Linked DNA regions of Homo sapiens: regions 2 and 3 are each linked to region 1. Evidence: chromatin loops called from intact Hi-C (ENCODE). Cell type or tissue: heart right ventricle. All regions are shown on one strand. Links, peaks and the distances in the headings refer to the core of each region. The heading gives the core; the rest is flanking DNA. Region 1 overlaps PLXNA1 (plexin A1). Region 2 has its middle 16 kb from the start of PRR23E. Region 3 has its middle 24 kb from the start of CHCHD6.

Region 1 (10,076 bases), core at 1,115-9,114:
GTATTCCAGGAGAACCAGAGCACAGGGGCACAGACGGCAGGTGAACCTGGGGCCAGAGCGGGTGGCAGGACAGAAGGGCACACGCCGGCCGGGAGCCCACGTGCCGACGCCCACACCCTGGCCACAGCTGTCCACTTTCGGGCCACCCGCCTGGAGGCAGCCCACCCTCGAGGTGGCTGGGCCCAGAAGCCCCTCCCACAGCAGCTGGGCAGCTGGCAGAGCAAATGAGAGGCTTGACGTGTCCCGGGCATGGGAACGGGCCACAGGCATGCCCTGGAATCTTCCCCCAGCTGTCACCTCCTTGCTCTGCAAATCTTTCCCCAAAGACCACCAGAACCTTCCACAACTGGCCCCAACAGCCCACCCTCCCACCTCCCAGCACAAACCAGGAGCTGGCGCTGCCCATGCATGCCGCCCCCTGCTTGAGAGGACCCTCCCCTTGACCCAAGGGGCTTCAGCAGAGCCAGCAGCCTCCCTGGATATGCCCCTTGGCTGCACCAGGCCCCCACCCACCCCTGGCTGGCGGAACACGGGATGCCCCCACCTGCTTCTGCCTGGACCATCTAACCCTGGGGTACCTGTCCTACATGCACACGGGCGAGTCGACCCTGGGCTCGGAGCCGAGACCGAAGTGCAGTCCCGAGGCCTCTCAGTGCCCAGGCCACGCCAGGCATGGCCCTCACTCCTGGACTGAGCACCTCCCACCACCACAGGGCTCATCTGACCCTCCCCACAGATAGGCCAGGGAGCAGGTTCACCCCTTTGCCCCCAGGACACAGCAGGCAGGGCTCAATGCAGGCCCCAGGCTGGCCCTGCTGGCTGTACCCACTCCCATCACCGCCACAGCCCTGGCCAACTGCTGCCGGCGGGCAGCTGAGGGCCCGGCCAGGTCAGCTGTCCATCCCGCCCAGAGCCAACAAAGGGCCCATTCTCCGGGCTGAGGGCAGGCGGGGGTGCCGGGAGGATGTCTGGGCCACCCAGGCTATGTGCCAGGACCGGCACGCGCCCCAGCCGCCGGGAGGCAGGGGGCTGCCCGGCTTGGCCCTGACCTGGCAAGGGGAGTTGCCCAACTCTGCCTGCCCCATGATGGCAGCCAGGGGCCTGGCCCTCCCTCTTTCTGTGAGGCGGGGATGCACCTGTGGAGCTGCCTCCGGGCCCCAGGGCTGGGAGAAGGACAGGACAAGGTGGGGACAGGCAAAGACCGGGGCAGCAGCTAAGGAGGTGCCCACACGTGGAGGCCTCACACACTTCTCAGCCTTTCTGCAGAGGCAGCTGCCAAACCCGTCCCCAGCCTGAGGTGGCCCCAGGAAGGGCTGCCCGAGGGGCAGGAGCCTCTGCTGCCCTCTCTTCTCAGGACCCCCACAGGGTGCAGAGCCCACCTGCCCCTCCCCTTCCCAGCCAGAACTGCACAGCTGAGGTAGGCCCCAGCGGACCCACTCCCAGACCCTCCTCACCCCTCACAGGACTGCCCCCTCCTCCAGCTGTGGACAGGTTCTAGGCCTCCTTCCTGGGTCCCCACCACTCTCAGAAAGGCCAGGAGGAACTTGATACTGGAAAAGCAATTAGCAATTTCCTCTTGGCAGTAATTGGGTAATTAAAACAGGATTTGCAGGAAGCCCGAGGGCTGGAATCAGGCCAGACACACCTGTCGGGGGAGAGAGTGTCCTAGGAATCCCATCTCTTCCACCCCCAACCCCCAGCACACAGGGAGAGCAGAGACTGAGGTCAGGGTCCTGGCAGGTGAAGGACAGCCAGGGCTGCCTTAGACAGGCTCCAGCCTGCCCCAGCAGCAACCCCTCAGCAAGGAGTGGACCTCCCCAACCCCTGGTCTCATCTGCCAACATCCACCTCACAGAGCTGTGTGAGAATTCAGGAGTTCATGGTTCCAAAGGGGAAGTGCTTGGCCCTGCTGTGGGGCAGATGTGCACAGCTGCCTGGGGAACCTAGCACCCAGCTGGTGAGGCCACACCTGGTGGGGCCACCGTGAACCACCATAGACTGCACCACCTCAGTCACATACCACTGCCTGGGCTCCGGGCTAACCTGGGGCTTGGCCAGAGTCTCCGCCACAGCCAGGCTGTCACCAGCACGGGTCCTGTGGGGACACAGGCAGCAGGGACCATCTGCCCCAGTGTCTTCCCTCAAACCCACCAGCTGCCTGGTGCCCTCTCTCCTCCATCCTGTGACCTCAATGCCACCTCCAGCTCTGACCCTAGTGCCACCCCATGGCCCTGGGCCCTCAAAGACCCACATCAGCACCTACCCCCCATCCAGCTGGTCCAGCCACCTTCTCTGGTGAAGTGACCCACCACACAAGCATAGTGTGCCCGAGGCAGCCCCTGAAACCCCAAAAGGCACAGTACGCTTCCCAGCATCCACGGGGGGCACCTCTGAGCTTTGGCCCTCCTGTTCCTTGTCCCCAGAACACCCTTCCAGCAGACCACCCAGTCCCCTGGGTTGTTCCAGCCTCCATACCCACTGCACGCTGCCAGCACCTCCTACATCGTGGTCTCTGCTGTGGTTGGGACCACAGGCCCCATGTGCCTGTGGGGGAAGGCGACTGCCCGGTGTGGATACTCACAAGGCTGCCCCTGCCAGGCTGGCCATGAGCCCGAGCACACACAGGACGGCATGGGGAAGCCACTGCTGCCTCCACCTTATCAATGGTGTTGACGGGCCCGTGCCCTGGCTTAGGCCTGACTGGCTTAGGGCTCTCCGTGAGTGCCCCATGGGTGGCCCTGCCAGCCACTGGGAAGCAGAAGCGATGCTTATGCACCCTCGCACACCACCAGCTCTGGGACGGCACTCATCATGCCCACAGGGCAAACAGCAGGTCGCTCCCTGCATCCTCATGGCTCAGCCCACAGTGGCCAACTACATCCAGGAGAGGCGGAAAGGGGGCGGGCACACGCTCACCAGGAAGCACAGATGTCGGCAGGTTACCGTGCAGGGCCCCGTGAAGGGGACTGGGACTGCTGGCCTGGGCGGGCAGTGGCAGCACACACTCAGGCCCCACAGAGAGCAGCCATGACAGGCAGCTGGCTCTGCCCCATCCCACCAAGACTACCAGTGGGGGCACAGCAAAGACGGACCCGGTGGCCTGCCCCAGAGCACCTGCCTCATGCCCATTGACCCCACATGCTGCCGGGCACTGCCACAGGCCGCCACCAAGTCCTTCAGCAGCAGCAGAGGTGGTCCCAGAGAGTTAAGGCAGAACAACAACAGAGGCTCCACAGCCTTGCTCCCAGGCTGAAACCCCAAAGAAATCCATCCTTCTGCCACAGGAATCCACACACAGCCATGCTTACAACAGGCCTGCAAGGACTGGCAACACCATGGCCATCCAGAGTGGGCAGGATGCACAGGCATGTGTGCTTGAAACACGCAACATGAGGACATGGCACGCACCACAGCTGCCCACAGTAAGGAAGAGTCTTGCCAAGCAAAAGATGATGACTCAACCCCAGAGCCCACATAGCAGCACACAGCGTCAAAGGAGCCAGCCAGGGCGGTCACCCTGGGAAGGGAAGGACCAGGAGGGGCTGCCGGGGATGGTAGGTGCCTATGCTCTCCCGTGACACACCCCCAATGCACGCTTCCATGTGTGTCACTTCCATGTGGCGTCTGTCACAGGCTGACCATGCAGGGCACAGGACCCTCCTGCAGGCTCGGGAGTGGGCTGCATGCTGCAGGTGCAAGGGGCACGTCCCCAAAGAACGCCAACAGTGCAGCACAGGCTGTACCTGGGAATGACTGTAGGCTTCAAGGGCAAGTCATTGAAATCAACTCCCCTTGTCCCTCCCTCAACAACACACAAGATGAAACTCAATGGTGGGGGACAGCAGCCTCTCCACGGCTAAGGGGCTGGGGGCTCAGTCCTGCCCTGCACCTCCCTTGGGTCAGGGCTGCCTGTGGCCAGCACACTTCTTGCCCCCCCAGCTCCAGCTCTTTCAGGACGGTCTCCTACCACATCCCTGGCACAGACCCTGGACAGGGAGGCTCACTACAGACCTGAAGAGGCTCAAGCTGCCAACCCCACAGTGGGCACCTGCCACCAACTGCCTTGCACTTGCGTGGGCTGTGAGATGCCACTCAACTTCCAGAACTTACAAATTCCAAAATCCTGCCTGGGGTCCGGGGGTATGAGGGGAGTGCAAAGAGGCCTCTAAAGCATGCTGAAAGCTTCTAGAGCAGTGGGGCCTCTAGGGGGCAGGTGTTCCTTGTCCCCAGGCAGCCCAGGCACACAGCAGGTGCCCAGCTGTCTGCAGAGAGGAAGATGGCCGGGCGGAGGACACCTCCCACGCTGCGCAGGGCTCCAGAGGCTTCGCTCCAGCTCCAGGCCCCGCAGGCCACCATTCCCGAAGCTCAGGGATGGCAACTAATGCCACAGGCCTCCTAAGCACTTCAGAGACCCAGCTGCTGCAGGTTCCACCACTGGGAACCCCTAGGAGTGCTGAAGAATGGTGGGGACCAGGAAAGCTGCAGGAGGTGCTGCAGCATGAGTCCTGAGGGCCCATGAGCACAGGGACAGGGGCCAGCCAGGCCAGGACGCACACAGGGAACTGCAGCTGCAGCCTCTGTGCAGGGACCGCCACAGGGAGATGCTGTGATGGCTCATCGGGGTCAGCTCCAGAAGGAACTTCAAGCCCCAAGCCTCCCTGGGGTATGCCCAGATGCACCCAACATCCAGGGAAGGAAACCAAGGCCCCAGAGGATGGGGCTTCACCAGGGCCATGCCTCAGAGCCCAGGTGGGTGGCTTCCCTAAGCTACTCAAGGCCACAGTGCAGGTCCCTGGGCCACAAACTGGTGGCCAAAGGGATGCTTGAGTTGGTCCTGTTATACTCTCTTACAACGTGGATTTAATAACCAAGAGATCTCACACAAAATACAGGTTTCCAGAATCTTGAAAAACCGGGTGCTCAGGCAGTCAGGCCTACATTCCCTGAATGGGCAGGCTGGGCCTCAGCCAGGGGCTGGCTCCTTTTGCCCCGCAGCAGCAGCAGGACCAGAGCAGGGCTGGCCTCGGGTGCCCGTCAGCCGGCCCACAGGGCAAGGCTCTCCCCAGCTTCCTCTGTAGGGGGACAGCACCCGCTCTGCAGGAGGCCGGGGCCTGTGCTCTCCCCTCCCATGGGGGTACTTGGGCTGATGCTACAGGACCCAAAACAGGGGCTGCTCCTGTGAGCTCCTGACATGGCCCGGGGTCCCCAGAGGCCACGGGAGGAGCTGGGAGCAGGGCGCAGGAAGTTCGCTGAGAGAGGCACCCCAGGGGGAGAGGCTGCCTGTGTGGGTGCAGAGCAGGTGCCAGGCAGGGCTCTGGTGAAAGGAGGGGGGACAGGGGCACCCCCAGTCAGCCCCATAGCCGAAGTTGGCAGGTCTTAAATTAATCAGCTACAATTTCACACCCCAACAGTTTGACAGGAACTGGCCCGGGGCCAGCCAAGTCCCTGGAGCTCCCCAGACACTTTTTAAAGCCCGGAAAAGACTGGCCTGGGAAAGACAGGGAGTGGTAAGCCTGGCAGGCCTGCCCCTGGGTCAAGCGTGGGCTGGGGGTCCCCAGGGCCCAGCTCCAGGAGACCAAGTGAAGAAGGCAGGAGGCGGGGCCCTGTGCTCTGAGAGCACAGCCAGGCCAGCTGCCTCAGGGAAGGAGAAGCCCTATGTGAACAGGCAGGAGGGAGCCCCGGGGCCCGGCCTCTCCCAAGGCCCTGAGAGCAAGAAGGAGGCAGGGCAGCCCAGGGGCCGGGCTCAGCATGGCCCTCCTTACCCTGGCTCTGGACCCTGGACCACAGCCAGCCCCACACACAGGTTGGGTCAGCATGACAAGGAGAGACGAGGAGAAGTGAAGTTCTGCTGCCCCCGGGCCAGGCCAAGTAGAGGCCTGTGTGGCCAGCGGGGAGCAAGCATCCTTCACAGTGGAGCAAGGCCAGAGGCCTCGCACTGGAGTCTGCAGGACATAACAGAGCCAAGGCAAGCAGAGTAGGACTCGAACCCAGGCCCCAGAACAAGTGAGGGTAGATCTCCTCCTCCTGGCCCCTCACCCCAAACCCAGGGCACCCTCTGCCCATGTGGCCTGTGGTGGGAAGTTAGGCTTTGAAGGTCCCACGGTAACTAGGGAACAAGGGAGGCAGAGCGGATGGAACAGGCAGCCACCCCAAAATGCACCCACAGCAGCAGCACTCCCAGCCAGGTCGGAGGGCAGGAGCTAGCCAGACAGCCAGGGTCTTGGACTGTAACACAGGTGGGAGTGGGTGGCAAGGGGCTCCTCAGAGAGGGGGTCACTGAGGAAGGGGCCTAGCTCTCAAGGCTAGCAGAGAACTCTGCCCAGCCTCCTCCAAGGAACCGCAGAAAGGGAGGGAAGAGCCAGCAGCCCTGAGCACCTGCCTTGAGCACTCAGTTTCCCCACCTGTCAAACAGATGACAGGCTGCTATGAGGCCTCTGTAGGGTGCAGGCGCATGGTCAACACTCATCACACACCCCAGGCCACACGAGCATGCCAGGTCCGCATGGTACGAGGAGACACCAAGGCTCAGAGAGGCTGGACGGCTTGCTCAAGGCCACACAATGGGCAAGGAGAGGGCTGGGACCCACAATGACATGCAGCATTTGCATGACGTTGAGGTTCAAAAACCCTGCACGGGACATGCCCAGCTGCTGGACAGTTTGAGAGCAGGTGGATTTGGGTGAAAGAGTACAGGCGGCAGGTTCTTCACCAACATGACCGTGTCTGCATCCAGGGGGACAAAGCAGAGGCGTGCCTTGCCTGGGGGGGCCTCCGAACAAAACTCAGACCCAAGTCCCCGACTGCAGACTCTGCCAGGCCAGCAACCCCTGGGCACAGCTGACCCCAGATGCTCCCAAAGGGTGCCACTCACACATGGCCCACGGCACCCAGCCCAGACTTGTTTGGGGGTGGAGGGAGGCGGTACCCAGGTTGGGTGCTGGGAGGCAGGTATGGGCACCTAGAGCCTCTGAGGAGAACTTGGGGCTCTGAGGGGTGGGGGCCCGGCCAGGGTCACCAGGAAGGAACTAGCCATGTCAGGCCATGAGGACGCAGCCTCCACCTTCCCAGCTGCACCATCCAGCAGCTGCCCACAAAGCCAGGCTCAAGGAGGCACCTGGCCCAGGGAGCAGAGGACAGGCTCCACCCATACCTGCCTCCCTGAGAACGGTCCTCCTTGGGACTAGGGGTGGGAAGGGGAAAATTGGGAGAAGGAATGGGGGCAGGAAGAAGGGGAAGAGTTGGTAGAATCTCAACCCAGAAGCAGCCTCTTCCCATAGATGGGCCCAAGCCCAACTCTGCAGTTCCCTGTTCTGTACCTCAGTTTCCCTCTGTGGGACTGGGGTGAGGAGGCAGGGGAGACAGGCCAACTGGCACCCAGAGGAACAGCTGTGTCCTGCTGCTCCCTCAGCAAAGCTCTGACCCAAACGGTGCCCCTGGGGCACAAGAGGGTGAGTGCTGGGCAGCAGGAACAGGGTAGGGCTAGAGGAACCTGGTCACTGGCTGGGTAACAGGCTCTGGGGCGCCCCACAAAATGTCTCTAAGCTGCTGCACTGGGCTTCCACACAAGCACGGTCCTCTGTCTGGCAAAACCCACTCCAACACCCACCCCATGCGCTCGAGAGCCCTGTGTGCCTTCCAGTGTGAGGAGAGGGAGTGCAGGCTGAGAGGACGGGAGGGGCCTCGCACCAGAGCCACAGGGCGGTACCCCACATGGGGGCCAAGAGGGAAGTCACAGCAGAGGACCCAACTCAGGGGTCACAGGACTTTCCCCATCAGCTTCAGCCTCATAGCCACTATGAGCAGAACCAGCAGGACCCCAGGGCACCCCCACCCTGGGGGGCCTACAATCAGCAGCTGGGCCCCCACGGGCCCCAAGACCACCAGCACCCCCCGCCCCCAGCCCAGAGCCTGAACATCTGGCTTATTTCACAGAGGGAAGCTGAGGCTGCAGGGGATCCCCTCCCAGAGATCACAGAGCCAGGGAGGGGCAGGACTCCCCACCACTCCCAGGGCAACTACCATGGCAGAGATGGGAGGCCCCCTTCCTAACACTGGGCACCGGGCTGAGAGCTGCAAGCCCTGGCCAGCCCCCGGCCCAGCCCCACTCGCGGGCACACATGGGCTCAGGGGAGCTGCATCGGCACCAGCCTCTGGTGCCGGTTATGCACCCCAGGACCCACCACTGCCCACTGGGCCTCTGGGGTGTCCAAGTATCCCCACCCTTCAGTCTCTCCGGGAGCTTCCTCCACACCAGGCCAGCCTGGTGCCCACCCCAGCCCAGGCAGCTCCCCTCCACCCACACCCTCCAGGAAGCTCTGCACTGCCTCTGTCCAGCCCACTGTTCTGGGGAAGGAAAGGAGAACCCTGAAGACCAGACAGCCATCCCTGTAGCACCTAGCCCTCCCCCTGCCACCGTGGGGCCAGCCCAGGGCTGTGTGCTGGAGCTCCTCAAGCACCAGCCAAAGACAGGCAGGGGCACTACCCTTGCCCTGCCCTTGGCCCAGTAGAGGGGCTGGGGAGAGGCAGGGCCAAGGCCTCTGGCCCGGCAGAGTGCTGAGGCAGCAGACACTGGATCTCCTGGCTGGGGAGCAGGGCCCAGAGGGGAGGGGGCCGCGCAGGCCTGCCCTCACCACCCACACACAGCAGCCTCCCCAGGAGGTCAAGTGCCCTTGGAGAGCCAGCCCCCGCCTCAGCATCCCTGGGCCCCTGCACAGGCTCCTGCGTGGTCTCAAAGTGTCCTTGCTTAGTGGGCCTGGGGCCAGTCATGGGCAGAGGCACAGAGGGGAGTGGGGCCCTTCAAGGTCACTGGGCCTAGTGTAGGGCAACATTCCCCCTGCCCCCTGTACGCCAGATCTAGCCTCCCACAGCATACAGCAGCACTGGGCCTGCCACCTGGGACGGCCGCAAGCCTTTGTTCCTGCCCCAAGCCCCCTCCTCACCCCACCCCACCCAGGCCTGACCTTGCGGATGCGGCCACTTCGCGTGCCGGCGAATACCACAGTGCGGCCCCGATAGTCATAGGCAGCCACGGCGGTCAGGCCATCATCCTTGTCCACGAACAGGGGCGTCCCCTCAATGGTGACTGTGCCCCCCAGGGGCTGGTTGAAGTCCTGCCCGCAGAAGTCGTCATCGATCTGCAGGGGCTGTGGGAAGGGGCAGGGTGAGAGCCACTCCCCGGGCACCTTCTCCCGGAGGACTGGGCCTCCCTGGGCAGGGCTGGGAGTGCAGTTGTCTTTCTAGAGAGGTTGGGGGTAGCCCCCAGAGGAGAGGTGCAGACAGAGAGGGTTTAAGACAGGAGGGAGCAGATCACACCTGAAAGGCAGAGGGCGGGCTCCCAGCTAAGAGCACGAGAAAGCAATCAATAGCTTGAGGTTCCGGAGCAGCTGGGGGCCAGTGTGGAGGGGGCGCTGCTCCACCGCCAGGCCTAAGGAGAGGGCAGGGCAGGCAGGGAAGGGATGTGGGGAGAAGTGGGGCAGATGGTCCTTGTCTGCAGAGGGTTCATTGGCAGGGGCCAGGCTGCTCAGGAGGAAGGAGCAGGGGAGGCTGGGCCAGGGCTAGGCCACATGGAATGAACAGGTGGGAGGGGGCAGTGGGGACTGTCCCCAGGGATGAAAGAGCAGGCCCCAGCCTTGGGGCAGGGCACAAAGAGAGAGTGTGGTGGGGCTTCACCCAGGCTCTGCCCCTACAAGCCTCAGTGTCTCCATCTGTATGGTGCAGAGAAAACACGTTCCTTGAAAAGCCAAGGGGAGGGTGGACAACCGCATCTGCCAAGCACACATGGGCCCTGCCTCACACAGGCAGTGAGCGTGAGACGGAAGGACTGAGGGGCCCTTGCAGTCCCACTCTGCCCTGAGGACAAAACCAGCAACACCCTCAGGTCAGACATGGGAGACTACAGCCAGAGAGGGCGAGGCCTTCCCCTGCGATGGCCAGCGACCCCCAGCAGCAAGCCCAGAAGGCCTGGCCTCGGGGGTCCCAGGTCTGGGCCGAGTCCCAGCCCCTTCACTTTCCACCCTAAGCAAGGCCCGTGCCCTCTGAGCCTGCCCAGGAGTGTGAACAAGACACTCCCTGAAAGG
Region 2 (10,076 bases), core at 860-8,859, 180 kb before region 1:
CAGCTCACGGCAACCTCCACCTCCCGGGTTCAAGCAATTCTCCTGCCTCATCCTCCTAAGTAGCTGGGATTACAGACACCTGCCATCATCCCCAGCTAATTTTTGTATGTTTTGTAGAGACGGAGGTTTCACCATGTTCGCCAGGCTGGTCTTGAACTGCTGACCTCAGGTGATCCACCTGCCTCAGCCCCCCAGTGCTGGGATTACAGGCGCGAGCCACAATGCCCGGCCTCTGGTCATTACCTTTAAATTATTAACACATGCATATTCTTAAAATTCTAATGTTAAGCAACACCTGTATTCTTTCTCCCCAAAGAAAGGATTTCTCTCAGAATCCTTTCATTGGCTGAGTGACTGCGGCCCTCCCACCTCCCTACCCCTACAGACCAGCTCCAGTGTTATCATGGGAAACCTGAATTCTGTCTAGTTGGTAATATCCTGCTTTACTGTTTTAATTGGTACTGGTTAGATTATATCACAGAGGTTTCTGATGTTCTCACTGTTTCTGTGTGATCTACTTGTGAACATGTGATGTAGATTGCTGTTTCTCCTTGTGCTATCTTTTGAGCTTTGTGTATTTTCAAGTTTGTTGTTGAGTACACTGATGGTTATGCTTGTTATATTTTCTTGGTGATCATTCCTTTCACCAGGATGAGACGCACCCCTCAGTGATGACCGCCTGCTTGCCCCTCCAGGCCTACCTTTCTGCCCTGCTTGGAGCCCCAGCAGCTTCCCTCAGTAGATTGCATCTGCCACACTCCTGCCCGCTCTGGCTTTCAGGAAATCAGAGAGCAGGATAGAGGGTGGGCTCAGGTTCTTGATTCTGTCGCCCAATTCCTCCCTGCAGGCCTGTGGGCTGGTGGCAACTGCATTCCTAATCAACTGTCCCTCTCCTAAAGCTGCAAGTGTCCCTGGGCCCTGGAACACCTCCCACTCTCTCTCCCTCTTCTGCAGACCTCGGCAGGGCCCTGGGGACCTCATCATCTCTTGTTGGTTCCTTTAGCCCTGCCAATATGAGCAGCGGCAAATCCATACAGGTCTGCAGCAACTCAATTCTTGCCTCCTCGATGGAGAGAATTCGTCAGAGGGGCATAAGGCAGAGTGAGAGACCAAGGTGAGTTTTTAAGCAGGACTGAGAATTTATTAAAAAATTTTAGAGCAGGACCAAAAAAAAGTAAAGTACACTTGGAAGAGGGCCAGGGTGGCAACTTGAGATTCAGGTGCCTCGTCCGACCTTTGCTGTGGGGTTTTATACACTGGCATGACTTGGGGTTTGTGTTTCTTCTCCCCTGATTCTTCCCTTGGGGTGGGCTTAGAGAGGCCCACTTGGGAGGGGTTGCACAGTGTATTTACTGAAGTTATGCACATGCTCATCTGAGGTGTTTTTCCCTTACCAGTTGAGTGTTCCTAGAGGAGGGTCATGTACCAGTTAAACTCCATTTTGCCTCTTAGTGCACATGCTTGAGCCCACTCACCCAACTCCTGAGATCTTATCGGAAAGCTGCTGATTACCAGCTCCAGGTGTTTTCTATCTACTGGGAGACTGCCTTTCCCTGGTGCAACCAATTATTATTTTAGAGAGACAGTTTAACAACCACCTGACCATCACCTGATGGTGGCCTGATATTCCTGCTGGGGGAGCCCTCTCCTTCCCTGCTCATGTCTGCCTAGCTACCAACTCTAACACCAGTATCCCTGCAAGTAGGACTTTCATTCATTGCTCTTCTCTTAATCCTTCGAGTGTTTCCTTCTGAATCATGATTGATCCATTGTTTTTGACTCTTTATAATGACATTTCCTTAAATTTTATTTTAGATTATGTGGCTACTAATATACCCTCCTTCTTTTGTTAATATTTACAGGCCAGTCTCTGTCTTTCCACAGATATATTTAATCAATTTGCATTTGCTACCCTTTACTGTGTGAGTGAATCCATGTCATTCTTCCTCAGCAGAGGCCAGTTTCTTGGCATCTTCTTACCCTCTCTGCCCTTCTCGCCTATCCCAGACTACTTTTAATCAGTACGCCTGCAAGCTTAATGCCTTCCATGTGTGTCTCTGCCTGCCACTGCTTCTTGGCTTCCACAGCTTCCTACTGTATTTTTGTAATTACTGGATAACTTCCTTTATTAATTTTTTCAGTGAAGATCTGTGAGGGTGATAAACTGATACAAATACCTTAATATTCCAATACTTCATCTTATTATCAGTCCTTGTTGACAGTGTGGCTGGGTATAGAATTCCAACTCCAGAGTTATTTTGCCTCAGCACTTTAAAGATGCTGTTTTATTATCTTCTTGCCTTCATTTTGCTGATTTCATCTGACTATTCTTTTATATATGGCCCACATTCTTTATTGGTAACTATTAGGGTTGATTCTTTATCCTTGGTGTAATGGAATGTGAGCATAGTGTGGCCAGTTTTTTGTCTTACGGTGATTTGCTCAGTGTGTGCCTTCGATTTGAAGATTAATTTATTTTTTAGTTCTAGAGGTTCTGTTTTACTTTTTGAAAATATTTCTTCTTATTTAATCCATTCTGGAATCCCAACTAGATAGATATTGAACGTCCCTGAAACCTCAATGTCCCATTTTTCCATACTCTCCAGCTATTTATTCCTTTGTGCTGCATTGTTCTGCAATGTGTCCAATCTATTAATCTTTTACATGGAATGTTATATATTTCATTTCCACCATCTCTATTTAGTTCTGTTTCATAACCCCCATCTTTGTTTTATGGATGAAGTAGTAGTCTTTATCTTTCTGAATGTAATTGTGTAGTGTTTGTTTGTTTTAACGATAGCTTTTAGAAATTCCTGAAGATTCATGTGTTAACTCTCTCTGGAGGGGCTCCTCCCTTTGTTGAAGACAGCATGGGCATCTCTAGACATTTGCTGATTTGACATTTGCAGACATTACTTTGTCCGGCCAGCAGTTTTTTCTCCCATATAATCCCATCTATTCTGTGCATTTTTGGGGACTCCTCCCAGTTTCAAGTCTACCAAGAAGTCCCCTTCTTATTTACAAGTGGGATGGTTAATTTTCTGTTAAATTGTTGAATATTTTTTCTTATTGGTATGGATTTAGTGCAGAGAGGGGTATGTCACAGGCCAGGGTTTAGCAAAGGTCGAGGATCTCCAGAGAAACAGAACCAACAGGATGGATGGATAGAGAGATAAATGATAGATAGATAGATAGATAGATAGATAGATAGATAGATAGAAGATTTACTGTGAGAATTGGCTCACACAATTATAGAGGTTCAGAGGTCCATGATATGCCATCTGCAAGCTGGAGAACCAGGGAAGACATGGTATAATTTAGTCTGAGTCCAAGGCCTGACAACTTGGAGTTACATTGCTTGAGGGCAGAAGAAGATGGATTTCTCTGCTCAAGGAGAGACAGAGAAAGAGTGAATCTGCCTTTCCTTTGTCTTTTTGATCTATCCATGCACTCAAAGGATGGGATGGTACCTGCTAGCATTGTTGAGGGTGGATCTTCCTTTCTCAGTTCACTGATTCAAATGCTTATCTCTTCTGGAAACACCCTCACAGATATACCCAAAAATAAGATATAACACTTTACCAGATACCTTGGTATCCCTAATCCCAGTCATGTTGACACCAAAATTAAGCATCACAGGGCAACTGTAGCATTTGATGGCCTATTGTCTTGAAGCAGGACTCTCTCCCCTGGTTTTAATTTTCTTTATGAAATTCATTTAATATTTCATTGTTGGCTATTTTATACTTTCTGTTGCTATTGTTAAGGGGACATTTTTCCCAAAACATTATTATTCTATGTTGGGTTCTCCAGGCAGCTGACTCTTGGAATCAATGCTATGGGGGAGAGGAGAAGGAAGCAGGACTGGACAGACAGAGGTCAAGGTCAAGTTCAAGAGAGCTCATGGGGCTGGGCGCGGTGGCTCACGCTTGTAATCCCAGCACTTTGGGAGGCCGAGGCGGGCGGATCACGAGGTCAGGAGATCGAGACCATCCTGGCTAACATGGTGAAACCCCGTCTCTACTAAAAATACAAAAAAATTAGCCGGGCGTGATGGTGGGCGCCTGTAGTCCCAGCTACTCGGGAGGCTGAGGCAGGAGAATGGCGTGAACCCGGGAGGCGGAGCTTGCAGTGAGCCGAGATTGCGCCACTGCACTCCCGCCTGGGCCACAGAGCGAGACTCCGTCTCAAAAAAAAAAAAAAAAAAAGAGAGCTCATGGGCCAGGCAGGCCTGATGACCTTAGTTGACCCCATGAGGATCCCAGGAACTAAAACACCCTGTTGGAGGTGTCCAGTTGGGGTTTCATCCTTGCTTCCCTCAGTCACTGGATGTGTACAGCCTTGGGAAGGCCACCCTTGGGAAGGTCAGGGTGGCCATCTCCTGTTGAGGCTGTCCATCTCCCGTTGAGGCTGTCCCTGAAAAGACTGGCATCTGAAGGCTGCTGACTACATTCCCAGCAGGTGGAGCAAGAAGTCCCTCTATGAAGGGGATTTGAGCAGCACATCTCTGTGCCTGTCACAGTTTTTAACTGGCTGCTGTATTTATAGGAAAGCTATTTACTTGCATATATTTATCTTATATTCAGCCACCTACAGAAGTCCCTTCACTGTAATTAGTTTTCTATTTTTTAGAGGGATGTAAGTATACTAAACTAAGATAAACGTGGCTGTTTACAAGAGTCCTACCTCCCATTTCAGTTTCCTGTGTTATTGCATTTGCCAGAATTTACCAACAAATGTTAAAAAAATATTCATAAAAACAGTCATAACTGAGAGTGCTGTTCTGTTCTTGATTGCCCGTAAGAATCTCGAGTGAGGTCAGCTGTTACCCTGTGATATGGTTTGGCTGTGTCCCCACCCAAATCTCATCATGAACTATAGTTCACATAATCCCCACGTGTCATGGGAGGGACCCAGTGGGAGGTAATTGAATCGTGGGGGTAGTTTTCCCATCCTGCTTTCATGATAGTGAGTGAGTTCTCACGAGCTCTGATGGTTTTATAAGGGGCTTTTCCTGCCTGCACTCTGCACTTCTCCTTGCTGCCACCATGTGAAGAAGGATGTGTTTGCTTCCCCTTCTGCCATCGTAAGTTTCCTGAGGCCTCCCCAGCCCTGCAGAACTGTGAGTCAATTAAACCTCTTTCCCTTATAAATTATGCAGTCTCAGGTATGTCTTTATTAGCGGCATGAGAATAGACTAATACGCTCTGAAGTGTCTCTTTTCTTTGCGTTGAAGAAAACTCCTTTAAGCCTCATAAAAGTGCAGTAAGTGGAGGCAGATAGCAACCAGGGTAGATATGTAGTGGATGACATTGTTTCATCCTCCTCGTGTTTATCTGATCACCATCTACTTGTGGCACATGATATCGGTCTTCCATCAAAATGTTTCTTAGTGGGCCCCTGTCAACTCCTGGTGGTTGGCTCTTTTGGCTTCAAACCGTGCATGTAACTGTTTATTCTAGGATTTTTCATGGGGCTGGTATCCTTAAGCTCACAGGGCTGCAGCCCCTCCAATCTACCCTTTGTCTCTCTTCATCCTAGAAGCACCTCCTGATGCTCCTTGGAAAGACTGGGAGAGCCATTGGTGCTGGGGGGCAGTAGTTTCTATGGACATGATCTGAGGGTCAGAAGCTCTGGGGTCAGGCAGTTCTCTTACCCCCTCAGACTCCATTTCCATGACCCTGAATAGTTCCCACTGGGGGAGACAGAGAATTCTAGCAAGAGCAGACCTTGAAGGCCATCTGCACTCAGCTAGCAAGGAGAGCCCACCTTCGAGGTGGCAGAAGGACACAGATACCTTGGGGGGTCTGCCCTGACTCTCACCCCTTCCTGTTCTCCCCCCAGCATCCTCTCCCTTTTAGAAGAACCTTCTCCCGGATGCAGTGCCTTATACCTATAACTCCAGTGACTCAGGAGGCTAAGGGAGGAAGATTGCTTGAGGCTAGGAATTCAAGACCAGCCTGAGCAACAGAATGAGACCCCATCGCTAAAATACTTTTTAGTTAGCTAGGCGTGGTTGCACAAACCAATAGTCCTAGGTACTCAGGAGGCTGAGGTGGGAGGATCGCTTGAGCCCCAGAGGTAGAGGCTGCAGCGAGCTATAATCATGCCACTGCACCCCAGCCTGGGTGACAGAGCCAGACCCTAACTCTATAAACAACAACAACAAAATCTTGTATCTTCATTTACCGTCCGTGGATCAAACCCTGTCTGCCCCAGTAACCCATTCTCCGATGATATTTTCTTGCTCATAGGTTCTGCGTGGGATGCACATTTGCCCTGCATTAAATCAGGCCTCATGTCATCAGTGTGCTGAGTCCTGTCCAGTGCTCTTCCCAGCCTGCTCACTCCAGCACTCAGAAAGTCTCTGCTTGTTCTAGCCTGTCTTTCGCACCTCTCCAACATGTGTGAATCTCCCTTTTGAATAGAGAGCAAACCGGCGTCAGGCCAGAGCCTTGGCAGGCAGAATCGCAAGTTGGCTCGCTGGCTGTTTCAGGCGCTCATTGTGCTTGTGTTCTCAGGTACCTCCGATGGCAAGTGGTACTGCCTTTCCGCTTTCTTGTCGGGATCCATAGATACATTTGTTTAGGTTTATAAAAGGGAACTGAATTGAAAGTGTGTATGAAGTAAACAATAGCGTAGGTGGTATGACACCCTGACAAAACACACAGATGGCGGAAGTGTGGGGATGCCATTTGACAGAATGAAGCCAGAATGCAGCCCACCATCCGGTTGCTCCCACCCTAACCTGCTCTGTCAAGGTGCCCTCCCATGGGCCCTCCATAGCCCCATGTGCTGGGGATGGTATGCAGCCCTGCCTTGGGCTTTCCTACCTGCAGACCTTCTTCCTGGACTGCCCTTCCCCTGAATTTTCTCATGACAAAGCCATGCCATCTGCCAGGCCAGCTCAAGGCCAAACTTTCCCTGGTTGACCCCCAGTGACTGCTGCTGGGCCCACAGAGCACCTCACCCTCCCTCTCTGGGGCTCTCTCTCCCATGCTACTGCACACTAGATGTTTCTGGGCTGGCCCTGGTGGGCAGGCTGCAGCAGTTAGAGGTTCCGCAGCATGTGCTGACAGCATGGAGCCTCACCTGCTTCTCTTGCACCTGTGCAGGCCAGCAGGATGGTGAGCCAGGCTGGGCACGAGTGGACACACATTTATCCAGCACCTGCTCCGTGCAGGGCACCAGAGTAGGCACTCTGTGTGCTCCTGGTGGGGGTGACATTGCTGGGTTTGTGTGGGATGCCCTCAGCTCTAAGAAACAGAAGACCCCAATTCACAGAGTCTTCAGCCTCTTGTGGTCATGCAGCGTCCAGTGAGGGGTCTGGAGGCAGGCAGGGGCTGCCTCTAGCTCTGCTCTCAGCAGGCTGGCTCTAGTTGCCAAATTCAAGGCCGTGAGTGAGGAAGGAGGATCCAGTGCCAGGCTTGACTTCCCAGAGCCCCCTGAAGACCCCACGGACATTCCATTGGCTTAGTGGGGTCCCAGGGGAGTTCTAGGCTGCCCCCAGTTGCAAGGAAGACTGGCAAAGGGATTCTTCTTACCTTTGCTGAGACAACTACTGCTCCTCCTGCAAAACAATGTTTGTTACTAAGGACGAAGGAAGGAATGGATACTGAGCCAGCAGCAGAGGTGCAGTGCAGCACCCAACTTGCAGATGGGAATGCTGAGGTAGAGAGATGGGAAGGACGTTACACAAAGGAGCTGGAATTTTGACTGGATCAGCCTGATGCCAGGGATGGCAATTTTCTAACACATCATCCACCTTCATCTTATTCTCTGGGGCCCAGAAGAGTCGAAGAAGGAATTATTCATGTCATCCATTCACCTGGGAAACCTGCTGGCTCGCACTTACGTGAGGGCTTGTGCTGGGCACCAGAGACATGGGGGGCGAGTAGAGCCAGGCCTATTCCTCAGAACTCCTGGTGCAGGAGGTGAGCTAGCAGGGCTGCCCAGCATCCAGCCCCATGTGTCCCAGAGGTCCTGGAAGCACAAGCACAGGGTCCACTGGGGCTGACTGTCAAAGGACTGGCAGCAGAGACAGGGAAGGTTGGGAGGAGGCATTTCAGCAGTGAGTGCAGAGATGCTGTCCACAGCCTGGGCTCTGTCCCCAGTGCTCTGTGCACCTTAACTCACTTAATCCTCAAATTAACCCTGCACTGATGATACTAGTCCCATCCTTCTATGTGCAGCTGGAGAAACTGAGGCACAGAGAGAGGGACTCAGAACTGGGCCAAAGTTACATGGCTAAGTAGCCTGATCACAGGCAGCCTGACCCCAGAGGCACACCTGACCACTCTGCCGTCCTGTCCAGGGTGGCAGAGGAACAGAGGAGTGAGCTGCAAGTCACCCCAGCAGCATACAAGCAGAGGGGCCTCCACTGGGGATGCCGAGTCCTGGGCAGGGAAATGGACAGAAAGACTCCTCGGTGGCCCCACAGCCGGGTGGATGTCTGGGTCTGGGTGGCAGGGGGGTTGCCTGTGGGGCTGCCACAGCCCTGGGTGTCTGGCCCCTCTGGCAGACACACAGGGTGATGTTTTATGTCTTAATTAAACGGAGAGGAGTTTAATTGATGAGTGGCCTGCCGGACGATGCAGCTTCCTGGCTTCCCACCCCGATGACTCATGCATGCGGCGGCCCCAGATGCCGAGCACAGCTAATAGATTTGCAACGCTGATCACTGCTCCAGACCCACTTAGTGAGGCTCCGGGAAGTCTCTTACGACCCTGGGATTGAATTGAATTGCTTTTCATTTCGAGCAGCGTCCATAAATCCCTCACACATCAGCCCTCCCTTCAGAGGCTCTTCCAAGCTCAGGCCTCCCCCACTCCAGCAGGGCTGTTAGAAGGGCAATGTTGACACACGTAAGAGCCACTCAGAACCAGATATCTGTGTGTCAGTGGCCTGGAACAGGGGCTCACAGGTGTCTGGCCTGAAGCAGGACATCTCCGTGGATGTTTTCTCGCCCACTCCTCACACAGCCCACATTGGGGCCCAGAGAGGGTGGATGGCCTGTGCAAGGCCACTCAGGAAGGAAGCAGGAAACCAACTCAGGAGCGGCCACAGCCCCTCACCCGTGGAGTCGCCATGGACGGGTGACTCTCTTTTCACCTCTGCCTCCTCCCTGAAAATCAAGTGTGGTGATACAATGCCCCCACTCCCATGGGTAAGAATTTAAAGGCGCCTGGATTCAGTCATTTGACAAATTTCTTTCAAGCATCTGCTATGTGCTGGGTGTGCTCTAGGAGCTGGGGTTACAGTCATGAACAAGGTAGACAAAGTCACCTTGGAAGTGACAAACCTGTTGGGAGAGGAAGTGGTAAACAAAAACACTACCAAGACACTTGGAGGTCGTGGCCAGTGTGACAAAGAAAATCAGGCAGGGCCACGCACAGCAGAGGGCAACACACAGCAGACAGCTTGGGTTGAGGCCGCGAGGAGGGGACATGGGCTGAAACCTAAAGGATGAGCAGGAGCTGCATGGGAAAAGTGTTCTGTCCATAGAAGGGCAGTGTGGAGGCTCTGAGCAGTCCCAGAGAGAGAGGCCCATGTGTCGGGGGCAAAGGGGCTGGGGCATCCAGGGAGAGTGAGAGGCCAGGGGGGTGGCTGGCTCATGAGAGGAGCTCTGTTTTTATTCTATGCACTCAGCCCACAGTGGGCATGAACAGGAGAGGTCTCCCCAGATTCCTCTGGAGCATTCCAGAGCACCCTCCACCTTCCGAGTGCCCTATGTCCAACTTCTCCCTCTGCTCTCCCTCCCCATACCCCGCGTTCACCTTCTGCTCACACAGCCCCCCTTTCTCATGGTCCTGCTTCATGCCTCCTCTCTCCAAATTTCCCCATCATCCACAGCCAAGCCCTCAGTCCAGGACTCCAGGAGACTTCCTTGGGCCCCAGTGTCTCCCCCAAAATCCCTCCACATGGACACACGGCTTGAGGTCTCATCTTCCACTGGCAGACATTGAGTGTGCAGAGCCCCTTCTCCCAGAGCATGGCCTATGCCTCCCTGGCGCAGCCCCAGGGCCCTCCCTCCATGCCCTTTCCTGGGGATACCTCAGTGTGGCCACCAGCATCTC
Region 3 (10,076 bases), core at 970-8,969, 320 kb after region 1:
CTGTGGCTTTTCCAGGCTGGGGTTGCATTCTCCCGGTGGCTCTACCATTCTGCTCTCTGGAGGATGGTGGCCCTGCTCCCACAGCTCCACCAGGCAGTGCCCCGTAGAGACTCTGTGCAGGGGTTCCAACCCCACATTTCCACTGGGCACTGCCTAAACAGAGTCTCTCTGTGGGGGCTCCACCCCTGTGACAGGCATCTGCCTGGGCACTCAGGCTTTCTGGTGCATCCTCTGAAATCTAGGTCAAAGGTGCCAAGCCTCCACCACTTTTGCCTTCTGGGCACCTGACACTTAACACCACATGAAGGCCATAGAGACTTATGGCTTGTGCCCTCTTCTGTGCAAAAAGGGCTCTGCCTTCATGTAGCTCTCTCTCTCTCTCAGAACAAAGGAAATGTTTTCTGGAAGCCACCAACAATCTTCTGGAGTGGCATTGGGCAGTTGTGGGTCACACACACACCCATAGACCAGGCCCTGGCAGAGGGCACAGAAGGGCTGTCTGCTTTAGACCATGGCAACTTGTTCCCTGGGCTGGACGCACTGCCATGGCAACTTGTTCCCTGGGCTGGACGCACTGCCTCACAAAACCAGCCCTGCCCACACCTTTATCCAAGCCCCTCCAAGTACCCCATTTGAGCAGCCATCTGTTTCCTGACAGGACCAGGCTGTGACAGGGTTGCTGCGTGTGCAGTGTGAGTATGCTGCATCTGTGTCAGGGCGTATGTGTGTGCAGTGCATCAATGTGAATAAAGCATGTGCGTGTGTGTGTGTGTGAGAGTGTGAATTGCAGAAAGGGAGAGAGTGAGTCCAGACAACGAAGCTACTTGGTCCATTGTTCCCAGTCCCCATGCTCTGTTCCCACCTGCTCTCCCTCCATCCAGGAAATTCCTCGTGTGAACAAAGCCTCCAGATGGAATGAATCAGCTGAAAAGCATAAGTGGCTCAAGCAGAAAGTCAGGATCAGCCTCCTTGGCCCCAGTTTCCCTTTTTTTTTTTTTTTTTTTTTTTTTTTTTTTTTTTTTTTGCTTTTCAGAGTTTTAAGCTTCAGCTTTAGCCCTGGTTTTAACCATTCAGCCAAGTGGATGTCTGCTCAGCCGGCCAAACAGCCCCAGCAGCTTCCCCTGGGGCTGTGCCACAGGAAGGTGGTCCCTTATCACAGCTCTCCTGAGCGGAGCTGGCTGGAGTGGGAGAGGCAGAGGACATGGATGCCCAAGGATAGCAGGGTAAAAAGAGAACATTTGGCGCAGCAAAGCCAAATGGGCCACAGAACTCTCAGCGAGGGGGGCTGAGGTTGCTCAGAGCAGAGCTTGTTCAGCCTGCATCCCATTTCCTCTCACTAGTCTTCCTACACACACGCACACACACACCCAGACACCTGCACACACACACACACCCAGACACCTGCACACACACACACACCTGCACGCAGAGCTGTGATCTGAAAGGCAGCCCAGACTCAGGTGGAGGCTGGGCTTCCTGATTTGTCTCAAACAAAGGCTTGTGCCTGCTCCCAGGAGCTGTCTGCTTGGAGCCCTGGGGCTCTGCAGCATGCTCAGAGCCAGTCCAGGCGTGGGCAACCACAGCCAGGCAAGAGCTCACAGCCTGAGCTCTGGAGCAGCCCAGAGCACTGTCAGAACTCACAGGGGCTGGGAACGGCAGGGGCTGAGGCCGGACGAGCCATTGGTCCTGCTTAGAGCAGAGAGGGCATCAAGGAAAGCTTGTGAGATACATACATACATACATATATATATACATACACACATATGTAACATATATATAATATATATATTTTAATCTCTGCATTCCTCAGTTTCACCATCTGTAAAATCGGGATAATAATGGTACCTGCTTATAGGATTGACATGGGATTGTATGAATTAATACATGTAATGGATTTAGAATAATACCTGGCAAAGAGGAAATGAAACCAAGGGGTTAATTTGATCGGGGCTGCCTGGCCCGCTTGCTTTTGGCCACTCACTCACTTTTTGTTATTTTTTTTTTCATTTTTCCATGAAGCTAAAGTCTGTGGTAGCCGAAGGCCTCACCACTGAATGCTGAAACTTAACCTTCACTGGCTACTTTATAGATAACATTCATCGGTCACCAAGGTCATAGTCACTTCCATTGTTTTTCAGGAACTTGGGGCAGCTCCTGTCCAGTTCAAACCAGTTGAGACCACTGACCCTTCAACTGGGCCTGCACAAGTGCCTGAGAGGTGGCTTTTTGACATCGGAGAGCCAAAACCTACCCCCTCAGGTCATGCTACCACTGCTGTTTTCTGTACACATGTCCTATGAAATACCATGAACCCCGACTGCACTTGTGCAGAATGAATGTGTTGCTTCATTTCCCCACTGCCAATCACCTTTTCCCCCAAGCCTTAGAGAACCCCGCTCCCCTAACCTGTAAATACCCCTAAGCCTTATCTTCCAGCAGGAGGATTTGAGGGCTGTTCTCCCACCTCCTCACTTGGCGCCCTTGAGGGAAATAACTCTCTTCTCTTTTGCAAAATTTGTCACAGTGATTGATTTACTGCAAGCGTGCAGAATGAGCCTGGACCCGGCCAGCCACAGAAACACTCAAGTATCAATGGTTATTATTATGATATACAGCATTCCAAGGAACCTGGCACGTTGGATATTTCCATCTTACACATGAGGAAACTGAGGCTCAGACAGGGCATGTGACTTGCCTGAGGTCATGCAGCTAGAAGGAGGCAGAGTCAAGATTTGAAACCAGGTCCACATGGCTCAGAAGATGAAGATTTCTCCAGGACCCCGCATGGCCTGGTCATGCCTCATGGAGCATTGCCAGCTGGGCCCTTGGGTGTGGGACGTGGAGCTGGAATGGAGGCAGCCTGGTTAGTGGCCGGCCTGACCATAGCAATCAGGGCCTGAGGCCCAGGAAGGGGTATGGGCATGGGGAGGGAGAAGAGTCTCCTCCTTGGGGAGGCTTGGCACCCTGCTAGCCCAGGTCCTGAGCCCAGATGGGGAAACTGTCTGGGCACCTGGCCTGGGAAGAGCCCCCTGGGGGAGTCACTCACACACCTGCCCCCAGCTCCCAGCCCTGCAGGGGTGGCTTCAACCCAGAGCTGCTAGAATGTGAAGTTACAAGAACAGTACCCTGCCTCCTCACCACAAGACTCTGATAGTTTAAGTTTTATGAGTTCATTAAATGTGTGCACAAACTTTTAAGGAAATAACATTACACTATAATGAGAGCTATAAATTGGCACTCTTCCTCTGAGTTTTCAGTGGTCATTCTAGTTGCCTACTTGGCCAAATGGCGCAGATTGTTGAGGAAAGACCTCTGTATACCCTATGCACTTTGAGCAGTTGTTGGTGTGGCTGACCAAGGTGAGGAGCAAGGAGAGGGTCACCTCCTCTGTATTCAAGGTCACTATCAGAATCCTGCATCAGAACAGGGACCACCCCACTTGGCGGCTGGGGGACTTTTACCATCCCTCCTGTAACCTCTGTCAGCCCCACTAAACAATACCCTTTAGGTAGAAACCTTGTGTTTGCATTGCAAATAGAGCTAGAAGACTGGGTCCCCCAAAGTCCCCAAATCCCCCACAAACCACCATGGGGCTGGCACAATTTTGTGCCTGTTTGCATCTGTGTCTGGCCAGTGTCCCCTCCAAAAAAAAACTTAGCTATGGATTCCTGAAATTAAAATCCACATGCTATGCATGTCAGAGCCTGGAATGCAAAAGGAAAGGTCAGCGTTTGCTGAGAGAGAGGGTGACCTGCAGAGATGCTGCAGCATAAGTGGTCCCTGGAGGACCAGGGGCCCAAGGGGGCTGAGGAAGAGTATCAGAAGAGATGGCAACATAGCGAACCACTGTCTCTATTGTTTTTTAAAAAAAGGTATTAAATGCTTGATTGCCAAATTAGGAAAAACAATCTCAATAGATGTGCTGATAAATTGACTGAATATAGCTGAAAATGAAATTGACAATCTGAAGATTATAACAGAAGAATTATCCCAGAGCATGGCTGGATGATTTCAACTCTATGACATTCTGGGAAAGGCAAAACTATGGGGACAGAAAAAAAGATCAGTGGTTGCCATTGAGAGACTGAGTGTGGATACACTGGGTTGGCCTACAAGTCTTGGTGGGATGGGCAACAACTTCCAGCCCTAGCCGTACTCCTGCAGGCTGGGTCTTGGAACCTCACTTGTTGGACTCCCAAGTCTTCCTTGTTCTGCTTTTCATAAGAAAAGCCTTGTGTCTTTTGCTTCCCTGTGTCTTGGATAAGTGTGGGATAATCCAGGATTCACAGACTTTGTAAATGAAGAAAACTCCAGATCTTCCTCCAAGCCCAGGCTTGATATCTTTGCGGCTTAGAATTTCAGTCCTGTGTGTGACATAAACATCTTGTCTGCCAGACCTAAGAAATTCATCCACACTCCCTGGCTGCTGAATTTTCTTTCCTGAGCCTATAGATGTTCTTCGTCATAAGTTGACAAAAGAGGTGCTCTGAGCCTGTGTGATAGGTTTTCCAGGCTTGCTGCCCGTTACTGTCATCTGCCAATTCATGAAGCAGTTGTATGCACCTATCCTGTGGGCGAATTTTATTTAGCCACTAATTATTGTATTCATTAAAAAGGAAGGAAGACAGGCAGGAAGAAGCACACTCAGATCTCCTCTCGGAAAATTCTCAGCTGCTCCACACATCACGTTTGAAGGATGAGAAGCACAAATAATGCTGTGAGATAAATAAATGTATAATTGAAACCACATGAAGTGGAATAATCAAGTTACTCAGCTCCCAGTGACTCCTAGTTTCTGATCTGTCTCCAGATATCAGAACTTGCAGAAACCGGTTGCACCTCCAATAACTACTACTCTGCAGCTTTTACCAGCAGACAATACCTTTGCCGTGGAGGAATAAAATGCATTCTTATAGGTTACGTGGTTTCTGCAAGTGAATAGTAACCAAATCTGAGAGGCCAATGTGCCGGCCCCAGTTTTATGGGACCTTGATGGAGTTCCTGGGAGGAGAAGGAAAGAAGCTGTGGGCTGCCGAGGGCCCCATGCTGCCCCTGCTTCCCTCCTGCAGGCATCCTTCTCACCTTCCTGCCCTCTCTCACTCCATCCCATCTCCCTCCAGTGCCTCTCCCCACTTCCAGTTCTGCATCCCTCCTGCCCACTCACTAACATGAGGGCTCCCCCAGGTCACAGCTTCCCTGGGCCTTAGTTTCTGTAAAATAGGGATAATTAAGGTAGAGAATCTACAGAGAATCAGAGGCAGATGTGAGGCTTCAATGAGTTCCAGCTGCAAAGCGCTTAGCTTTGTTAGTTTCTATGGTTCCCTTTTAGGAGGATGCCTTCGGAGCCTCTCACACTTCCGAAGCCTCACCCTGCCTTCGGCCCATGGTGAGTTTTAGTCGTGCCCCCAGGACATTCCTTAAGAGCAGCGTTGGGTTCTCCTGTCCCTCTTCATCCCTGCATCCACAGCAGGCATTTCTGCCCGGCTTTATAGTTCATAGAGTGTGTTCTTATTCATTGCCTTGTAATCTGTGTCATCCTCCTTATTTTAAGAGGAAATCAAGACCTGGAGGTGGAGGCACCGAGCTGGAACACAGCTCCCCTGGGAACCACTCTGGGCAGGACTGGCCGGCCCTGGAGGTGCTGGGTCCCTGTGGGTGGCCGACTGACAGTGCCTGGGAGGCACGTGCCCCGTCCCCGTCGCCTGCGCGGGTCAGTGGGCAGCCCAGGCCAGATCCTCTGAAAGGAGACCTCGCATTGTCTGTTTCCCAAGAAGCCGCAGTGCCACCTCGCGGCCGCCTTCAGAAGTGCATGCTGCGATCTGGCGCTCTGAGAAGCCCTGTGGGGAGGTACCTGCGTCCAGCCCAAGGGGCTGCCTGCCTGGCCCGCGAGGAAGAGCGCGTTCCTGCCGGGCCCACGCAGCTGAAAGTGGAAATGGGTTCTGTAGAATGTTTCGGCGTGCACCGAATTCGCGCAAGAATCCTCTACTGATGCCAGGCCCTGTGCCCAGGGATGGGGTGGGGGCGGTGCAGAGAAAGGACCGTGGGGTGGTGCAGAGAAAGGACCGTGGGGTCGTAGAGAGGAGTGCCAGAGGCCTTAGCTCTAAGGGGTGCGGGAATCGGAGAGGCAGAGGCCAACCAGAGGACCTCTTCGTGAGGCCAGCTGTCATGAGTGCTAGGATCCGAGCAAAGGGCCGAGTCCAGCTGCGCACACAGAGGGGCCCATCTCCTGCCACATGGTTTCCTTTCGTCCTCCCGCTTGCTCCGATTAACAGGCATCCTGCATCTTGGGCGTACAAGCTTCCCGGCCGCGCAAGTTGTTCAAGAACCCCAGAGGCAGGTGTTTCCGGGAGGCTCTAAGCCGACAGCTCTTTGAATGCCTGGCTGCTCACAGGGCCTGAGCCTCTGCCACACCCTGTTTAAGAACCCGAGGCTGCACGGCTGCTCAGGCCACCCCCAGCCAGACTCTGTCCTTCTCTTGCAGAGAGGTACACTCTGGGGCCTGGCCACCCTTCCCGCCGGGGGCCTCTCTGAGAGCCTCTGGCTCCAATAAAAGAAGGGAACAGAGTCCCAAATCCCTTTTTTCTGGCAGGCTCTTGGCCGTTGGGTGAATTTGCCACCCCCTTCTCCCTGACGTTGTGTATTAAGGATTCTTTGGAAGGGCAGACATTTCCAAGTCAGAGAAAGCGAGGGTCAATCTGCACCCTTTCTCAAAAAAAGCAGTGACGGCCTGCCTTGCATTTATACAATTTAAGGAGATTCCAGAGATAATAAGGCGAGTCTGTTCCAAGGTGACTTAAGGTCTCCATTTGCAGCCAAGGGAGCAGCTGGCATAATTCTAAGTTTCCGCCTGAGCAGGCACTTCCATTACCCTCAGAACCTCCATGCTTGGTTTCTGGAAAGATCAACTTCAGCAAAGAAGCGGGCGCGGGTGGGGAGCTAGCTCTTCCTTCCCTTGACAGCCTCAGTTGGAGACCTCGGCTGCCACCACGTGCCACAGTGGGAGAGTTTCCCGTCCAATGCTCTGCTCCAGCGATGTACTGGATTCCAGCCTGGGACCACCCAGAGACTTCGTTATATGTGGAATATAGGGAAATGAACACGGCAATGTCTGCACCACACAGAAGGTCTAGATTTCTCATCTGGAAAATGGTCCATTTCTGCCCGGGTCACAGAGGAAAAAAAGATCTGGCTGGGTGCAGTGGCTCATGCTTATAATCCTAGTGCTTTGGGAGGCTGAGACAGAAGGATGGCTTAAGGCCAGGGGTTCTAGACCAGTCTAGGCAACATAGTGAGACCCTGTCTCTACAAAAAAAGAATCAGACAGTTGCAGTAGCATGTACCTGTAGTTCTAGCTACTTGGAAGGCTGAGGTGGGAAGATTGCTTGAGCCCAGGAGTTTGAGGCACCAACGAGCTGTGATTGCATCACTGCACTCCAGGCTGGACAACAGAGTGAGACTCTGTCTTGAACAAAAATAAAGGAAAGAAAAGAAAAGAGATCCCACGTGGTAAGAGAAGTAACTTTTTGCTACCTTTAAAAAATCCTTATTTTCCGTCCCCATGGTAGGTTGTTTACAACAGTGGCCATGGTTTTGCAGCCCTCCTTGCATATGTGTCCTCAGCCCGGTGACTGTGCAGTAACTCCTGAGAAGATGCAGAGTGCATTTCTCAGCCCTTGGATCTGAGCTGGCCTGTGACTCACTTTGGTGCACAGAATGTGGCAGAAGTAAGGGGATTCAGGTTCTGAGGCTAGGCTGTAACAGCCATTGCATGCTTCCTCTTCCTTTCAGATCTCTGGGCTAGCCTGCTAGCCACTCAGAAAGATACCACTCAGCAGCAGCGGAGCCATCCCAGATGCTGATGTGTAGCTGATACCCAAGTGAGCCCTGCTGAGTCCGGCTCAGATGATCAGAAGCATCCTGCCAGCCCACAGACTCATGAGCAGTACTACACGGTTGTTATTTGAACCTACTGAGCCTTGGGGTGTTTTGTCACACAGCAACAGCTAACTGGTACCCCTGCTCACCTCCTTTCTTCTGCTTCTTCCTTCATTCTTCTGTTCCTGGACCTGATCAAGGTCATCCATCTGGGTAGTTACATGTCTGTGGGTTATTTCTCCACCATCTGCCCTTGGGGGCTGGGTGTTGGGAAGGCAGCCTGCTGGAAAGTCACCCTTGCAGACCCTGGAAATAAGCTGAGGATAGGCTCTGCTGGGCAAACTCCCCCCACCAAGGAGGAGAGGCTGCTCTATAGTCTCTGGTTTGTTCCTGGACAATTCGCTCCTTCTCTTTGGATCAGTCACTCTCTAACTGCTATTTGGCTGTCACCCAAGGACTGCTACTCCTTATCCTTCTGGGATGGACTCACTTTCTTCTTGGAGCCCTTCCTCAAGGTGCATCCCCTTTTTGGTGGAGAGAAACCCCAAATAATTTCTCAAAATGTGTGCAAGGTCAACCTTGAGTCCTTTCAGATCTGAAAAGATCTATTTGCCTTTAAACATTGGCTTGTCCTAGATGTATAGGTTCAAAATTCCTTTCCCCCAGAAATTTGGAGACAGTCCTCACTTTCTTCTGGCAGCCTGAGTACCTGATGAGGCAGCTGATGCCAAAATGTCCCTTCCCTGCATCCACCTATTTTGGAAGCTTGTAGGATATTTCCACTATTCTTGATATTCTGGAATTTTGTGCTGATGTCCCATGGGCCTTTTTTTATTCATTATGCTGGGCATTTGAGTTCCCTTCAAACTGAAGACCCAGGTGCTTCAGTTCTGGGAAATTGTCTTCTATTATTATATTATTATTTTACTATTTATGCCCCTTTCTCTCTGTCCTCTATTTTTGAGTCTATTAGGCATTTCAACCTCATGGATTGATTTTCTTGGTTTCTTATATTTTCTCTCATTTTTTAAAACCTTTTTACCTAATTGTCCCATACTGTGGGAAATTTTATTATACATATAGAGATAGATATATATGCACATGTGTGTATACAAATAAATGTGTATATGTATTTTTTTCAAATATTACTATAATATTACAAGTAACAGAAAAATGCAACATAAGATGCTTAAATATGTATATACATACACACACACACACACACACACACACATATACACACACACATTTTGACAATAATACTTCAAATTTACAAGAGTTATTTTCTGGCTTTGTAATTGCTTCTTCTCCATAGCATCCTATTCTTGTTTTATGTATTCAATATCTTCTTTTTTCACAGCTTCAAGATACAATTCACATACCATACAATTCACCCATTGAAAGTGTACAACTCAATGGCTTTTAGCATATTCGCAGAAAGGTGCATCAATCACCACAATCAATTTTAGAACATTTATATTACTCAAAATGATGAACTCTATAACCCCTTGCCATCACTTCCCATTCTCCCCCTCCCTATTTTCTCACCCCTCCAACACCGCCAGCCCAAGGCAACCATGAATCTGCTTCTGTTGCAATATGTTCTTGGCTTTATCATCTGATTTCTTGTACCTGTCTTCAATTAATCAAGAACTTCTAAGACATAAAAGGTGACTAACTAGGCCATATCCTATCCTAAGAGATATATATAGAAGAAAAAGACAAATTTACATTGAGAAGCATAGAAAAAGATAGGTATGCAAATACCAACAAAAGAAAGTAGATTTGGCCATGGTAGTATTTAGAAAAAAATAAAATTTAAGGACTAAAGTGTTAATTAACTAGGACAAAGAATAATATTTTATGAAAAAATATAATTCATTAAGACATTGTGAGTCATGAATTTTTCTTCACCTAATATTAGAACCTTGAAATATATTTATTTGTTAAGATGCTTTGGTTGCAAGTAACAGAAAAATGCAACTCAAGCTGGCTTACATAATTAAGGGAATTCAATGGACCACAAAAGTCCAAAGATAGAGCAGCTGTCAGGTGAGTCTGATCCAGTGGCTGAATGACATTCCCAGAGACCCGGTTTCCTTATTTTTCTCATGCTTGCTTTCAGGCAGGGCATTAATTTCATCTTCTGCAGTCTCTCCTCATGATCAGAGGATGGCTGATGAAGCAACTGGAGTCAAACA

What was found. A loop is a pair of places that touch in the nucleus more often than their neighbours do. Peaks named below come from ENCODE experiments on the same cell type or tissue, not always from the same donor. Only the 100,000 strongest peaks of a DNase experiment are listed, where the experiment ranks them.
Region 2: a loop joins it to region 1, with 2.0 times the contacts of the local background. A loop is called at or near these places in 27 of 110 quality-filtered maps.
Region 3: it touches region 1 in a loop (4-fold over the local background); 67 of 110 quality-filtered maps call a loop at or near these places.

What each region holds. Positions count from the first base shown.
Region 1 is chr3:126,990,451-127,000,526 of GRCh38, reverse strand. It overlaps PLXNA1 (plexin A1), which reads right to left. Exons shown (of 32, transcript NM_032242.4): 3 at 8,961-9,143. Among named protein-coding and RNA genes, the nearest start is that of PLXNA1, 12 kb to the right of the region's middle. RefSeq lists a silencer at 827-1,121 and enhancers at 2,408-3,041, 5,434-5,493, 4,942-5,575. In heart right ventricle, for the core only: no CTCF peak of the experiment used is centred there; DNase peaks (open chromatin) are centred at 5,502 and 5,612; H3K27ac peaks cover 2,514 bases.
Region 2 is chr3:127,171,812-127,181,887 of GRCh38, reverse strand. No RefSeq gene overlaps it. Among named protein-coding and RNA genes, the nearest start is that of PRR23E, 16 kb to the left of the region's middle. In heart right ventricle, for the core only: a CTCF peak has its summit at 4,440 (motif pointing right); no DNase peak of the experiment used is centred there; H3K27me3 peaks cover 629 bases.
Region 3 is chr3:126,675,130-126,685,205 of GRCh38, reverse strand. No RefSeq gene overlaps it. Among named protein-coding and RNA genes, the nearest start is that of CHCHD6, 24 kb to the left of the region's middle. RefSeq lists enhancers at 6,110-6,209, 5,725-6,331. In heart right ventricle, for the core only: a CTCF peak has its summit at 5,791 (motif pointing left); a DNase peak (open chromatin) is centred at 5,785; H3K27me3 peaks cover 832 bases.